2 separate regions of the Mus musculus genome follow, and region 2 is linked to region 1. A link is a loop called in an ENCODE intact Hi-C map of the cell type or tissue named here. Cell type or tissue: left cerebral cortex. All regions are shown on one strand.

Region 1 (8,000 bases):
CAGCCTGGGCTACTAAAAAAAAAAAAAAAAAAAAAAAAAAAAAAAACAACCAAAAACCTGTCTCAAATGTAAAATAAACAAACAATGATTCCTTTAAACAATGACCATGGAGGGCATCTATTGCTCTGGCTTTATAATCCTACTGGCTGCTGTGCATTTTTGTTCATCACAGGGGATGGGCTTAAGCAACTGAATTTCCTGCTGCTGGCACTGAAGCAGAAAGGCTCTATACTCAGCATAGCAAACTGCTGCCTTTTCTCTTTATGCCCCACCCACTCACACGAAATGCCCCAGCCCAGAGGAAGCCTGAATGCCTCTGCCCTGGGCCCGCCCCTCTCTGATAGAGAGCGGCTGGGAAGCAGTGTTGCCATAGAAATCAGTGCCTCCTCAAAAGGCTTCAGCCTGCCCTTCTTTACCCAACCCTACCCCAAGGCTTTGTCTGTCCTGAGCACCCCTCCCTTTTTCAGCCAGACTCAGCAACTGGGTGGCTGTATGAGAAGGCTGGCTCGGGGCCCCCTTTCAGCAATACTGTCACACTCATTCAGTCACGGTGTGGAAGGCAGCCTTTCCCCACCCCCTCCAAGCCAACCTAGAGGCAGAAAGAACAGTGGCAGGACAAGTCCCTGGGCCCTACTGTCTGTTCTGAAGGTTTACGTCTAAGCTCGGACTGTAGGGAGCCCATTCTGTCCTCATCCCCTAACTGGGCTAGAGCCTTATATCCTTCCCAGGTCAGGGTTATTATAGTGTTCCACCTCTCAGAGCATACAGTTAAGACTTTCTCGGTACTTCTCAGCATTTCTCCTAGAGGACCTCCAGAATTGCTGAGGGTCCTATGAGGCTTCCCAGGGAAGGACAAAGGTAGAGAAAAATCAGTCTCTGGCAAGAGGTAAAAGGGGGCTACCAGTCACTTGGGATTTATTGGCAGACGTGGTGGTAGTAGTGGGAGTGGGATCTGAGCCTCCATGCTAGTTACAGGGTGTCTGGCCCCTGAATACAGAGTCAGGAGCAGGTCATAGATCCTAGACTGGCAAGAACCCGAGCAGGCCCCAGTGTGAGGAAGGAAGTGGGAAATGAGCACACCCAGAACATAAGGGCAGGGCAGGGGGTGGGCAGAGACCAGAGCAGGCTTCGGTAGGAACAGGAACTAGCTTGGGGATTGACAGGAACCCAGTGACAGAAGGGTCCCTGGAGACACTTTGGGGAAGGAACCCTAGTCTGGATTAGCTACAGATTCAAGGTAGGATAAAGACACAGTCACACAAACCCTGGTAGGCAGCAGGGCCTGCCTGCTCTCCGTGTACCCATGCCAGAAGGTGGGGTCAGGAGCACAGCAGCAGTAGCACTAGACTGGCTATTTGTTTTGCTAATTCCAGCAGCCTCACTCCTAGAACACAGACCACAGATGTCTTCCTGGACTCCCTACAGTGCAAAATGTTACTTTCTAGAAGTACTGAGATTCTCCCCCAGCAGAATGGGATACAATCCCTGCCCTTCATACAGTACCCCACAACCCATCCCCTCTTTTTCTACACAACCCTATCTCCTCTCCCATACGGGGTAATGCCAGCCCTTCTCCACCACATATACCCCCATTCTCCCGAAGTTCCTTCAAATCGCTCAAGTATCACCTGTAATCCTCCACATGCAGACAGTGATCCTTGTCCTTAACAGTGTACCTCCCACTTTCACAAAGCACTCCCGCCCTTCCCCCACAACGGCCCCTAGAGTACACCTCTTTGCTCACACACTGAGCCCCCAACTGCTCCCCCAATCCCGCCTCACCCACTCCAAAGCAACAATCTCCAAATTCTTTTCTTCGCTAGCGGTGGTCCCTACTTCAGGTCTGCCCAAGCCCACCTTCGGCCTCGTCTCTTTTTTCACACGCACCCCGCCCCACACCTGTAGTTCCGTGGGTCCTGTTGCACTTGAGAAGGTAGTGGATTGGGATAGTGACTGAGCAGCCCTCCTTGCAGCCTGGGCCTGCAAACCTCTCCCCTTGGGTCAGAGCCCCGCCTCCGCAACGCCCCGGCCCACCCTCTCCCTTGTCCCAGTTCCCACCTTCCCGGGGCTGGTCCCCTTGCCCTGGTTCTTTAATCCCTCAGACTCCGCCTCGGTAGCCCTGACCACGCCCCGTGACTCCGCCCCTTTCGTCTTCTTTGCATTACCCCAGGATCCTCTGCTTTCCCGAGACCCAACCCCTGTTTCCCGCCCCCTTTTGGTCTCTCCGCCTTTCAGCGGGACCCACCCCCTAAGATTCCAGCCTGCCGGAACCCTTTCCAGGTTCCTTTCACAAGAACACTGTCCCCTCCAAACGCAGTGACTTTTATCCCCCGCCCCTTCTCCCGCCTGCCTCACCAGGGCGCACACGCTCCTTGGCCCCGGTCGGCTGGCTGTGATTGGCGCCGGCGGCCCCAGCAGATGACGGAGGAGACAAAGTGATGGCTGCAGGTCGTCTGAGGTCCCACCCCGGCCACGTGCGGCTTCTGTGATGACAGGTCCAGAAGGGCGGGGCTTTGGCTGACTAGCTAGGTACAACCCCAAACTGACCGGATCCGGAGGCTGGTGGCAAGCTAGAGCTCCAGGCAAAAGCTAGCTCTCTCTCTAGCTCTCATTCTGTCTCGCCTCTGCCTCTGCCTCTGCCTCTGCCTCTGCCTCTGCCTCTGCCTCTGCCTCTGCCTCTGCCTCTGCCTCTGCCTCTGCCTCTGCCTCTGCCTCTGCCTCTGCCTCTGCCTCTGCCTCTGCCTCTGCCTCTGCCTCTGCCTCTGCCTCTGCCTCTGCCTCTGCCTCTGCCTCTGCCTCTGCCTCTGCCTCTGCCTCTGCCTCTGCCTCTGCCTCTGCCTCTGCCTCTGCCTCTGCCTCTGCCTCTGCCTCTGCCTCCTCTGCCTCTGCCTCCTCTGTCTGCCTCTGCCTCTTCTCTCTCACTCTCTCTGTCTCTGTCTCTCTCTCTTTGCCCTTTCCCTTTCTTCTCTTCTCTTTTCCTCTAAAGGGTCCCTTTCTACTGTAAACTGGCCTCTAACTCGCTCTTCTTCCTCTCCCTTCAAAGTGCGGAGGTTCCTGAGATTGTCTTGCTGGTGTGAGCAAGCTACTTACTTAAGGAACTCGAGCCTCTGTAAGGACTACTCAATAGTAATGTGTATTTGTCCTAAAGGAAATCAGTGAGGTTTGCAACCTAGAGTAAAGGAATCTCGGGGGTCTGTAAAAAGTGGGAGAGTTTGAACAGTGGGGTTTCAGGTTTGTTAAATTATGTGGTTGCGTCTGGATTCAGGAATGGGCAGAAGTATCTATTTCTGTTAAGGTGGCTCGGGGAAATGTGTGACCTTGTTTCGAAAGTGGGAGGCAAGACGCAGAGTGAGAAAAAAATTGCAATAGATTTTTCTAGCAGAAAGAAGACTGCCAAGAATAAACAAAGAGCTCCAAACAAATAGAAAAACACACACACACACAAATGAAAATAAACGATGCTGTTCCTTGAAATGTAAAAGTATCGACATGGACTATAGCGCCTTACATTGATGAAGAAAAGTATTTTGCCTTTTAAAGGCACTGAAGAAAGTCTGTGAAGTCAATACTTTTCAGTTTAATTAGGTCTTGAGTCCTCTACAGGAAATACGGAGGGGCAGAAAGATGTCCTCCACATACCAGTAGATGGCAGCACAGTACTCTTGCAGAGCTAAATGAGGGAATCCAAAGACCCAGTCGGGGCCTTCCTGTTACTTTGATGAGGTTGGTTCTGACAAAGAAGTTCATGGAGGCTCCGGTTCTTTAGGATCTGTAACTTTAGCTAACTCTGTCTGTGTGTGTGTGTGTGTGTGTGTGTGTGTGTGTGTGTGTGTGTGTGTGTGTGTGTGTGTCACAGAGAGCCTTTTGTCTCAGCTGGGATGGGTGGTTTCTGATTAACAGAAACTGATCAGTTCAACACCAAAGGTATGCTACATAGCAATAAACAAAGGAAAAAGAAAGAAAAAAGAGCTCTCCACCTTTAAGAAATCTACTTATGAGGTGTGGAGAGATGGCTCTGCAGTCAAGAGCATTTGCTGCTTTGCAGAGACTAGAGCTCACAACTGCCTGTAACTCCAGCTTCGGGAGACTTAATGGTGGGTTTAGCTCTCTTTCCTTCCTTCCTTCCTTCCTTCCTTCCTTCCTTCCTTCCTTCCTTCCTTCCTTCCTTCCTTTTGGAGATTTATTTATTTACCATGTATACAATGTTCTGCCTGCATGCCTACACATCAGAAGAGGGCATTAAATCTCATTACAGATGGTTGTAAGCCACCATGTGGTTGCTAGGAATTGACTCAGGACCTCTAGAAGGACAGCCAGTGCTCTTAACCTCTGAGCCATCTCTCCATCCCTGGTTTTGGCTTTTCCCAGCACCTGCAGGTGCATCTGCATAGTTAAAATAAATCTTAAAAGATATACTTAGATAATTATATAAATACCTATACAATTAAAGTTGGAAAGGTTTTATGCAGTGAAAAAAAAGCTACCCTCTGAATTTTAGGTTTTTACTAACTATAGATTTAGATAAATTGCATTTTGTTTGTAGATAGGATCTCCCTATGAATCCCAGATTGACTTCAGACCTATGATTTTTGACTGTGCCAAAGTTGGGCATGGTGACATAAGCCTTTAGTCCCAGCATTTGGGAGAAGGACAGGCAGATCACTCTGATTCTGAGGCCAGTGTGATTACATAGCAGGACAGCCAGGGCTACATAAAGAGACTTAGTGTGTGTGTGTGTGTGTGTGTGCACACGTGCTCATACCACAGAACATGTGTAAATATCAGAGGATAGATTAGTTGGAGTCAGTCCTCTCCTTCCACTTTGTGGGGTCTAGGGACCAAACTCAGCTGTCAGGTTTGGAAGCAAAGGCCCTTTACCCAGTGAGCCATTTCACCAGCCCTAACAACTTTTTTTTTCTTTTTTTAGATTTACAGAAATCTTGTAAAAGTAGGATAGTTTCCACACATACCGCAAACCCTGTTTCTATTATTATTATTATTATTATTATTATTTCAGTGGTGGGGATTAGACCGAGGGCACTGTACATCCCAGGCAAGTGGTCTAATTATTACCGGGTTCCTCTTATTATTAATATCATACAGCATATGGATCATGATTTGTTATGATCAAAGGCACAATGTTGATACAATATCACTGATTAATATTAATGTTTCATACAGTTTCTTAGTTTCTTTCTTTCCTGTGTCAGGATTCCTTCCAGGACTGTACATTATCTGAAGTCTCCTTAGGCTCCCTTGGCTGTGACAGCTTGACTGTTGGTGACCTTTGAATCCCAACAGAATCTCAATCTCAGACTCCTGAGAACAGGAATCACATGTGTGACCACCGCACCTGGAATCTAAGATTCTCCTTCAGTCTGTTGGAGCAGAAAGCTCTAGAAACCTGTAACCCCTGTCCTATGGAGGTGGAGGCAGGGGGATAGAAGAGGTTAAGGCCAGCCCCTGCTACTTAAACCTGCTGAGACAAACCGGGGTTACAGGAGGCCCCATCCCAAAGGGGAAAAAGTCAGCAGCTGGGCAGCGGCTCAGTGCTTTGTAAAGTGCTTGCTGTTAAACATGGGGACCAGAATTTACATCCTTAGCTCTTACACAAATGCCGGGCATGCGCCATGGCTCTGCCAACATGTTAATTTTTCCCTGAAAGACCCACTTCCCATACTGACTGAAAATAAGTATGAAATGACAAATGCGTGTGTGTTTTAGGCATGAGGTTCTTGATTTTTATTTTTATTTTTTTAAAGACTTCTTTTTTTTTTATTATTTATATGAGCACACTGTAGCTGTCTTCAGACACACCAGAAGAGGGCATCAGATCCCATTACAGATGGTTGTGAGCCACCATGTGGTTGCTGGGTATTGAACTCAGGACCTTCAGAAGAGCAGTCAGTGCTTTTAACCGCTGAGCCATCTCTCCAGCCCTTGACTATTTTTTTGAAATATTACATTTATTTTATTTGGTGTGTGTGTGTGTGTGTGTGTGTGTGTGTGTGTGTGTGTGTGTGTATGTTTATGTGTGTGGGCACATATGCCATAACTCTTCAGGAGATGGCAGAAGACAAACTGTAGAATTTGTTTCTCTCCTTCAACCATGTGGGTCACAAGGATTGGCTTCAGGTCATCAGGGGAGGTGGCAGCCACTTTTACCTGATGGGCTATCTCACAGGCACCTTGATGATTTGTCACAGCAGTAACAGGAAACTAATATGGCCTCTAACATGCTTAAGCAGAGGGAACTGATATGGCAATATAAAAGCTTCAGGTACCTGTTACGCAGGAAAACTGGAAAAGTATTCTTAAAAGCCCTCACTGTCTGTCAGGCGCTGCTGGTGCATCCCTTTAATCCCAGGAGGCAGAGGTAGGTGCTGGGATTCAGACCCAGGACAAACGGCTGAGGAGAATATTTTATGTACCAAGTAGACCTGGTTTCCTGTTCTCCCAGCATCTCTCAGTCCTACTTGTTCCAGGGCATGGCTGGCGTACCGCGCCCTCTGCCCTGAGCTTCCCAGGCTTCTCCTCCCCCGGAATTTCCTCCCTATAGACTCCAGACATTTTGGTCTCCCCCTCCTTCTTTCTGCATTTTCTGCTGATTTTTTTCATCTATTTTAGCATACATGTGGTTGTACCTCCTTGAGGATTTAATTCAATTTCCCTGTTTGAGGCAGATCTTTGTGAGTTTGAGGCCAGCCTGGTCTACAGAGCTACTTCTAGGACAGCCAAGGCTACAACAAACAAACTCTGGTGCAGGCTGGCTTTGAACTCTAGATTCCTCTTATCTCAGGCACTAAAGTGCTATGTTAGAATCTAGCTTTAGTTAAGTCTTTCTCTTCTCTTCTGGGTGTGGATGGAACCCAAGGCCTTGCTCATATTAGCTACATGCTCTACCACTATGCTAGAACCGCAATCTCTTTAATGGTGTGTTCAATGAACTTAAGTTCTCAATTGCAATGGCATCAAATTGTTACTGGAATCAAGTCTGCTCTGTTCTGCTGGAAACCCAGAAGTCAGATACCGGTGAAAGGAGCAGGCTATAGGGACACATACTTGTAATCCCAGTACCTGGGAAGCTGAAACAGGAGACTTGCTACAAGTTGGAAGCAGCCTGGAGTATGTACTGTAGTATGTAGTACTTGGCCAGTCAGAGATAAGTAGCAAGATTGTCTCCTAACATCAACCACAAAAAAAATGGGTGAGAAGGACACCGGTCTAATTAAGATTAGCCCAGGAGAAAATGGAGGAGACATTTCCAGTGCAAATTTCTATCTTCAAGGGCCCAGAAGTGCAAATGGCTTTTATGGGATACACATACACACACACACACACACACACACACACACACACACACACACACACACACCCATCAAACAAAGAAACAATAGGTGGGAAATCTGGCTGAATGGGGCCTTTCTCTTCAGAGCCGTTTCTTTCTCCTTAACATTTTTTTAATTTAAATTATGTATATATGTGTAGGTCTGTGTGTAGGTCTGTGCATGTGAACCTAGGTGCCTGCGGAGTCTAGAAGAGAATGGCAGATCCCCTAGAGCTGGAGCTGGAGCTGGAGTTGGAGTTGGAGTTGGAGTTGGAGTTGGAGCTGGAGCTGAAGCTGGAACTGTGAGCATGTGTGGTGTAAACCAAACTTGTGTCTTGAAAAGGCAGTAGGGTGTTCCCAGCCCCTCTCCTTGAAACTGGTCTGCATGCTAACCTCCTAGGACAGAATCTCTCTGTGTGTGTTGTGTTTGTGTTTTGTTTGTTTGTTTTTAGATACACCAATTCCTATGAACTTGAGAGGGGGAGACATTACAGAGAACATTCTATGAAAAGGACAGATGGTAGTTGGAGAGCTGGCTCATCCCTTCAGAGCACTGGTTGTTCTTTCAAACATTGACCTGGGTTCAATTGTCAGCACCTACATGGCAGCTCAAAAATGTAACTTCAGTTCCATGTCATCCAATACCCTCTTCTGGCTCTGTGGATACTGAAAT
Region 2 (8,000 bases), 440 kb after region 1:
CCAGGCTATAATCCACAGACCTAGAGAGGCTAAGTAATAAGGAGGGCTCTAAGTGTGTGTGTGGGGGGGGGGTACATGGGTCTCCCTGGGAAGAGGGTGGGTGTGACAGGAACAGGAGGGATCAGGTGGGGGAGGAGTGGAGAGAGAGAATACTGAGAGAGGCGACCAGAATTGGGGACTTCAGGGCGAGGTAGGAACCCAGGACAATGGAAACTCCCTGGAACCCACGAGGTGGACTCTAGTGAGGACTCCTATTAATGGAGGATACAGAGCCTGAACCAGCCATCTTCTGTAAACAAGGCTTCCAGTGGTGCACCTGGAACACCAACCCAGCCACAAAGCCTTTAACCTACAATCTGTCCGGCCTGTAAGATGTGTTAGGGTAAAGATGGCACAGAACTTGTGGGAGTGGCCAACCAATGACTGGTCCAACCTGAGACCCACACTATGAGCCCATGCCATTTAAACTGCTATTGCTTGAGAGGAGATGGGGACGATTGGCTCTATCGAATATCCTGATGCTGTCATCTGAGGATGGGCTCTCCATGAAAGGACAGACCCATCCTGTGTGTCTCCATCTCGTTTCCTGTGTTCTTGCTCTCCAGCATGTAATAGAGCTGTGAGATGTCCCTGCCAGATGATGACACCATGTTCTTGGAATTCCCATTCTTCAGAGCCATGAGCCAAGTCACTATCTTCTACTGTTAATTTTACAGGTGGGCTCAGGCAGGTGGGCTTGGGAACAGGGGGAATTGAGTCGGGGTGTTGGAGAGAGAGAATGTGGAAACAGACTGGCATTGGGGCTGAGGTGAGAGGTTGTGGAAACCTGGTGCAGTAGAACCAGGAATCTAAGAGGGAGACCCTATGAGGACTCCTAGTAATGGAGGACACAGACCCTGAACCAGCTATCTTCTGAAACCAGGCAAGGTTTCCAGTGCAAGGACTGACACCAACCCAACCACAAAACCTTTGACCTACAATCTACCCCGCCTGCAAGATGTGCAGGAGTAGGGAAGATGGAAGCACAGACTTTGTGAGAGTGGCCAACCGTATCTGATCTAAACTGAGACACTCTCATGAGAGGGAGCCCGTGCCCCACACTGCCTGGATGATCAGGAACTAGAGGCTGGATAGCCCAGAGACCTAGGATATGGGGGTAGGAGGTGGGGGCAGCTGATGGGAGCAGATGCAGAGATCCACAGCCAAACATTAGGCAGAGAGAGTCCAAACTGGAGCTCTCTGTCCAGTCCCTCCCCTTGGAGCTCAGGGAACCCCTGAGGAAGACAGGGAAGAATTGTATAAGCCAGAGGGGTCCAGTACACAAGAAGAATACAGCCCGCTGGGCAGTGGTGGTGCACGTCTTTAATCCCAGCACTTGGGAGGCAGAGGCAGGTAGATTTCTGAGTTCAAGGCCAGCCTGGTCTACAGAGTGAGTTCCAGGACAGTCAGGGCTACACAGAGAAACCCTATCTCGAAAAACAAAACAAAACAAAACAAAACAAAACAAAACAAAACAAAACAAACAAAACCAAACACAGCCCACAGAATCATCTAAGCCGGTCTCATAGGGCCTCACAGAGACTGATGGGAAATCACAGAACCTGCATGGATGTGTGCTAGATCCTCTACATACATGCTATGGCTGCTAGCTTGGTGGTTTTGTGGGCTCCTAACAGCAGGAGTGGGGGTGTCTCTGACTCCTCTGCCCGCTCTTGGGGCCCTTTTCCTCTTACTGTTGCCTCACCCAGCCTTGATATGAGGGTGTGCGCCTGGTCTTATTGTAACTTGTTATGCTGTATTTGGTTGATATCCCTAGGAGGTCTGCTCTTTTCTGAAGGGAAATGGAGGTGATGGGGATGGGAGAAGTGGGGGAGGGGAGACTGCAGTCAGGATGTAGTGTGTGAGAGAAGACTAAATTTTAAAGATGAATAAATAAAATTCTCAAATTTTATTTTATTTTAAGTTTTGAGACAGGCTTTCTCTGTGCAGCTCTGGAATTCACTCAGTGGACCAGGCTGGCCTCAAACTCACAGAGATTCACCTGCCTCTGCCTCCCGAGTGCTGGGATTAAAAAAACCACGTGCTACTGTACCCTGACAGTTCTTAAAAATCTCAACTGGCTGATTCTTTGAGGGTGAGGAGATCTGGCAATAATGAGCAAGTGTTCTCTAAGTAGCAATCTGAACCAGACAGTGTGACACAAGTCAGAATGCTAAGGCGGGAGGATTATGTGTTAGGATCCAGCCTGGACTAAAGAATGAGATCCTATCTCCAACTAAAACTAAAAACAAGCAGCTGGGGGCTATAGTGAAGTGGTAGACTACTTGCCTGGCATGTGTGAGGACATGGCTAGAAGCACCTCTGTAGTAAGCTGGCCTGAGGCTTATAAGAACTGGGGTACTCTTGGGAGGCAGGCTGGGGCTGAAAAGAGAGAAACTAGATGGTCGAGAGAAATAATGGAGCCAAGACAAAGGTTTTGATCAAGGCCCATGAGTTTATTAAGAAACCGTGTTTATAAGGGGGTGGAAAGCTGCACCACAGGTGGCCCCACCTCAATGGTGACAAGATTTGTACCAACCCGCTTCAGGCTGGGGGAGCCTACACACCCCGACCCCGTACCATCAAAATGAAACAACAAAACCTTATTCTGGAGACCAGGTTTGGTGGCACACACTTAGAGTCCCAGTGTACAGGAAGAAAAAGCAGGCGTTTCAGAAGTTCTAGAGCGTACTTGACCATATACACAAAGAGTTCTGAGGTCAACCTGGACTACCTGACTCAAAACTCCCAAAACAAAAAGCCAGCCATCAGTGAGTCATTTGTCCCATTAGAATGAACCTGAATTTATCTACACACACTATGCCAGCTGGCAGCCACTCCAGGTTTGTACCTCTCTTCTTTCCCATCCAAGCTGCCTTGGAGCAATCAGACTTTAACAACTCCTGTTGCCCTGCCCTGCCCTGCCCTGTCCTTATGCCCCCCTCTCTGGGAAAACAAGATAAGACTCTCATGGTTTATTCATTTATTTAACACTCGTGTGCCTCATGCCTGGTGATTGCCAAGTCCTGGAGACCGAGATGCAAATGGAACGTGTTTCTTCATTCCGAGAGCTATTGATCTGAAGATGGCCCTCTGAAGATGTAGCAGAGGTAAAAGATAACAGGGAGAGAGGTACATGCTGGCTGCATCTCTAGCAACCCCAGCACTCCAGAGATTATCTCAGAAGGATCTTGGGCTACTGAGACTGTCTCAAACAACACAGCTTAGAGCAGACAATGTAACACCCTGTCTTGGTCTTTTGTTCGTTTTTTTTTTTTTTTTTGTTTTTGTTTTTGTTTTCTTTTCTTTTTTTTTTTTTCCATTTTTTATTAGGTATTTAGCTCATTTACATTTCCAATGCTATACCAAAAGTCCCCCATATCCACCCACCCCCACTCCCCTGCCCACCCACTCCCCCTTTTTGGCCCTGGTGTTCCCCTGTACTGGGGCATATAAAGTTTGCAAGTCCAATGGGCCTCTCTTTCCAGTGATGGCCGACTAGGCCATCTTTTGATATATATGCAGCTAGAGTCAAGAGCTCCGGGGTACTGGTTAGTTCATAATGTTGTTCCACCTATAGGGTTGCAGATCCCTTTAGCTCCTTGGCTACTTTCTCTAGCTCCTCCATTGGGAGCCCTATGATCCATCCATTAGCTGACTGTGAGCATCCACTTCTGTGTTTGCTAGGCCCCGGCATAGTCTCACAAGAGACAGCTACATCTGGGTCCTTTCAATAAAATCTTGCTAGTGTATGCAATGGTGTCAGCGTTTGGATGCTGATTATGGGGTGGATCCCTGGATATGGCAGTCTCTACATGGTCCATCCTTTCATCTCAGCTCCAAACTTTGTCTCTGTAACTCCTTCCATGGGTGTTTTGTTCCCAAATCTAAGGAGGGGCATAGTGTCCACACTTCAGTCTTCATTCCTTTTGTTCGGTTTTGAGAGAGGGTCTCACTATGTAGACCAGGCCTTGAACTCATAGAGATCTGTCTGCTTTTGTCTCCCCACTGCTGGGATTAAAGGAGTGTGGTGCCACATCTGGCAGCTCTGTGAATCTTATGTGCTTGCTACTACATAATCCCAGCATTTGAGAAATGGAAGCAGGAGGGTTAGGAGTTCTAGGCCAGCTCCAGCTACATGAGAATGAAGCCAGCCCAGGTTACATGAGACCCAGAAGGACCTAGTTGTATATTTGCCTTTTGAGTCGCTGTGAACATTCATTCATTAATTTCATTCACTTCCTCAAGTTCCCCTAGCAACAAGTGACTAGGCTCGGACAGTAAAATGGAAAAAAACAAAAAAGCAAAACCCACAGTCTTGCTCTCTTTGGACTAGCAGTCTAAAAAAAGAATTACAGCTATTAAAGAATAAATTAGGAATTCAGATTTGTCTCCGTTTTCTTTCTTCTTTTCTTAGGAAAGGGTGACCTTGATTTCCTAATTAGTACATTCACATCTGGCTCTGAAGGTTGTATAGAAATAAAAGTGGCCGGGCGTGGTGGCGCACGCCTTTAATCCCAGCACTCGGGAGGCAGAGGCAGGAGGATTTCTGAGTTCGAGGCCAGCCTGGTCTACAAAGTGAGTGCCAGGACAGCCAGGGCTACACAGAGAAACCCTGTCAAAAAACCAAAATACAAACAAACAAAAATAAATAAATAAAAGTGTAGCCGCGCTGAGAATGAGCCCCGTGTGGTTGGTGCGAGCCAGGTCGCACTGCCTGCGTCACTATGTGAGCTGACGGATGACGCCCCGCTGCACGCCGCTCAGCTCGCCCCGGAGGGGTCGCTTCTTGGCGGGCTAACAGTGACTTGCGGGGGAAGTCTACGCGCGTGTGCACGCGGCACTCTCTGCCCGTGGTCCGGGGACTTTCCCCTAGGCGAAAGGATAAGGAACATGTCCCTCGTATGTAGCCTAGGAAACAGGCCTTCAGAGCGAGCTGCCTTAGCTTCTAGGCGCGACTAATTTATGACTCTACAACAGGCTTAATTTTTTGGTTATGGTGAGAAAATTGGTCTCTCTAGGTAGAAAAACAATGAGCCATTGTTTTAGGCATGATACTTTATCCTGAAAGATTCTGGAGACATAATTGTTTAAGAAAGCTATAAATAGATAGGTCATTAATTAATGTAGGAACGCTAGGTGGGCGTGGTTTATGCAAATATTGCTTAAACCCATCCTGAGATGGGCGTGGCCGCCTTAAGGGACTCAGCCCCCCCGATGTAGGCGTGGTCTCCTGCGCGTGCGCACTACGGCCGGAGGCCCAGCGCTGGAACGCGGGGTACCCGGCGTGCGATTCTGGTGGGCCAGGCATGGAGGGCGCTGGCCCCGTGTTGAGTATTCTGGGGCTGCTGCTTGTGTCTGCGCCTTTTGGAGTCCTTGGGGAGCGCCCCAGCGCCGATCTGGGGGCACACCCAGGTACCTGCGAGAGCTGCTGGAGGGAGGCTGGGACTGCCTAGTAGAAACTGACCGATGGCTTTAATCCACAGAACGGGGCTCCCAGGTCAGTCCGGGAACCACCGAACCTCGGCGGCAGCCGCCACCCAAGGATCAGCGCGAGCGAGCCCGGGCCGGATCGCTGTCTTTGGGCGCTCTGTACACCGCGGCCGTCGTGGCTTTTGTGCTGTTCAAGTGTTTGCAGGTGCGGTATGGCGGTGGGTTGTGGGAGCCCTGGGCCTTAATCTCCTGGGGCCGCTACAGTACCAAGAACAACCGCTTCCCGGCTACCTGTAAAATGAAGGCTCGTTCCTTGGTTTTTCCACATTATTGGGGCATTCGAGGATCCAGAGAGATAATGGATGTAGGGGGCTGAGAAATTGTAGAAACCGTTACTTTTACTCCTCTCTCCAGTGACGATCGATTTTCAATCTGGAGCTCATCCACTTAGTGTCTGATGTAAGTGGGGTTTTAACCCAACTAGTGTCAGTATGCAAAAAAAGAAGTTGCTGCTGAGGCTCCAACCTTGGCCCAAGGAGTTAATCGCGGCAGCAACAGAGTGTCTAGTGGACCAGACACCAAGCCGTTTCGTGCTCTCCTTAGGAAGGAAACCCTGAAATGTGAACTGACTGTACATTCTGATTACTTTGAAACTGTTGACATGGAAAGTGGAACCTACCACCCAGTGCTTTATCTTCAACTCTGGTCAATTACTTGCACAGGGGAATAGAGGCTGAACTAATTAGTAACATAAAACTAGATGAGATTAAAGAGCCAGGCAGACTTGACAGGCTAGGATGAAGATTGGAGTTTAAAGATAGATTAATAAATTCTACCCAGGCGTAGTGTTAGACGCCTTTAATCCCAGCATTCAGGGGAGACAGAGGCAGGAACAGCTCTTGTGAGTTCGAGACCAGTATTTCTGTCTTATGCATGGAGAAGAATACATAAGCAGTTGAGAAGAGGAGCGGGACCCGTGGAAGAGAGGTAGGCATGGCGGCTGACAGTTTCACGGTGTTATGATAACCCACTTTCCAATTAAAGGTTCTGAAGGAGGCTTGTGCTTTATCTACCTATCAGAGCACTGGGAGAATTGTATCCTAAAAATAAACCATAGGGCACTGCCTTTTAGAGCAAAGAGCACTATATAGACTTTTTGTTGTTGGGTTTTTTGTTTTGTTTTGTTTTAGATTTTTAATCTGTAATGGGATAATGTGAATTGAACAGATTGGAGATTTTTTTTTTCACCAGCAAAGACTGAGGGTACAGGAACTGGTGACACAGTCCTATTATTCCAACTACTATGAGGGAGGATTGTAAGTGCAAGGCCCATCTGGACAATTTAGCAAGACTCTACCTCAAAGGCAGCGAGGTATAGGGATGCTAAATAAGAAGGCTGGGGTAAGAGCAATCTTCCCGTCCCTACTGGAGAGTTTCACATTCCCAGGAGTGCTTTAGCAGTCTGGCCATGTGTGGGCATCCTGACGTTTCACTTCATGTTCTGGGTAAGCAGCTGGACTAGAGACAACTGGGATTCTCTGAGGTGGATGCCCAGAGCTTTCTCTATGGCTCCTCTCTTCACTGGCTCTGAGGTGCTGGGGCCTTTGCTGCAGCCTTGTCTTTATCTGCTTCCACAACAGGGCCCAGATGAGGCTGCTGTTCTCAGAGAGGAAAAAAACAAGAAGAAATCCTCGCAGTCAGGTGGGTTGAGCATTTAGTGGTGGTTTCTGGCGATGGAGTAGATCAGGGGACTGCAGGAGTAACCATGCCCTTTCCCTCACTCCCAGAGCAACAGCTGGTGCAGCTGACACAACAGCTGGCCCAGACGGAGCAGCACCTGAACCACCTGATGACACAGCTGGATCCCCTTTTTGAACAGTGAGAATTTGTGGGGTGGGTGAGGTGGGAGCCAAGGAGACAGACTGGGCAGCCCCCTGAGTGGGTATTTCTACAGGGTGACGACTTTGGTTGGAACCCAGAGGGAACTTCTAGACACAAAACTAAAGACCATCCACCACCTTCTACAAGACTGCCAGCCTGGCACAGGAGTGGAAGTTCCAGAACCAGGTAAAAGGTTGGGAGGTTTCTATGGCTGGAGAGCCATGGCTGTGAAACTAGAGCAAGTTGGTCTCTCCTTCACAGAGGCCAGCATACCCTTTACTGAGGACCTGGGGAAAGAAGACCAAGAAGCTGGAAACAGTCAGGCCTGGGAAGAGCCCATAACCTGGAGCCCAGAAACACGGAACCTAGCTCCTTCCTGGGAGGTGGAGCAGGGGCTGAGGAGAAGGTGGCACAAGACGGTGACAAAGGGTCCAGCAGTAAATGGGGAACAACCACTGAAGGTTTAGTAAAAAGAGTCCCCTCGTACTGGGTGTTCCTCTGTGCTTTTTCCACTCCCTGCTACACACACACACACGGTGCAAAAGCCAAGCACTCTTCCCTTATTAGGAAGAGAGAGACTGCCTTCCAGAATGTGAATGGAGAAGACAGAGAGAGAGCCACAGTTCTGCCCTTGTGTTTCTGAGGCT

The links. Hi-C counts contacts between places; a loop is a spot of excess contacts. Peaks named below come from ENCODE experiments on the same cell type or tissue, not always from the same donor. Only the 100,000 strongest peaks of a DNase experiment are listed, where the experiment ranks them.
Region 2: a loop joins it to region 1, with 2.6 times the contacts of the local background. A loop is called at or near these places in 4 of 42 quality-filtered maps.

The regions. Positions count from the first base shown.
Region 1 is chr4:43,043,749-43,051,748 of GRCm38, forward strand. It overlaps a transcript of Fam214b not described here and a transcript of Unc13b not described here. Among named protein-coding and RNA genes, the nearest start is that of Fam214b, 7.4 kb to the left of the region's middle. In left cerebral cortex, a CTCF peak has its summit at 3,628 (motif pointing right); DNase peaks (open chromatin) are centred at 378, 1,227, 2,160, 2,431 and 1 more place; H3K4me3 peaks cover 1,352 bases; H3K27ac peaks cover 3,045 bases.
Region 2 is chr4:43,488,083-43,496,082 of GRCm38, forward strand. Ccdc107 (coiled-coil domain containing 107) reads left to right here and starts at 5,283. Exons shown (of 6, transcript NM_001037913.2): 1 at 5,283-5,454; 2 at 5,526-5,677; 3 at 7,113-7,173; 4 at 7,260-7,350; 5 at 7,427-7,539; 6 at 7,615-7,839. The coding sequence starts at 5,349. The coding sequence ends at 7,820. It also overlaps Rmrp. In left cerebral cortex, CTCF peaks have their summits at 4,738 and 5,357; DNase peaks (open chromatin) are centred at 4,854, 5,277, 6,038 and 6,974; H3K4me3 peaks cover 2,049 bases; H3K27ac peaks cover 1,503 bases.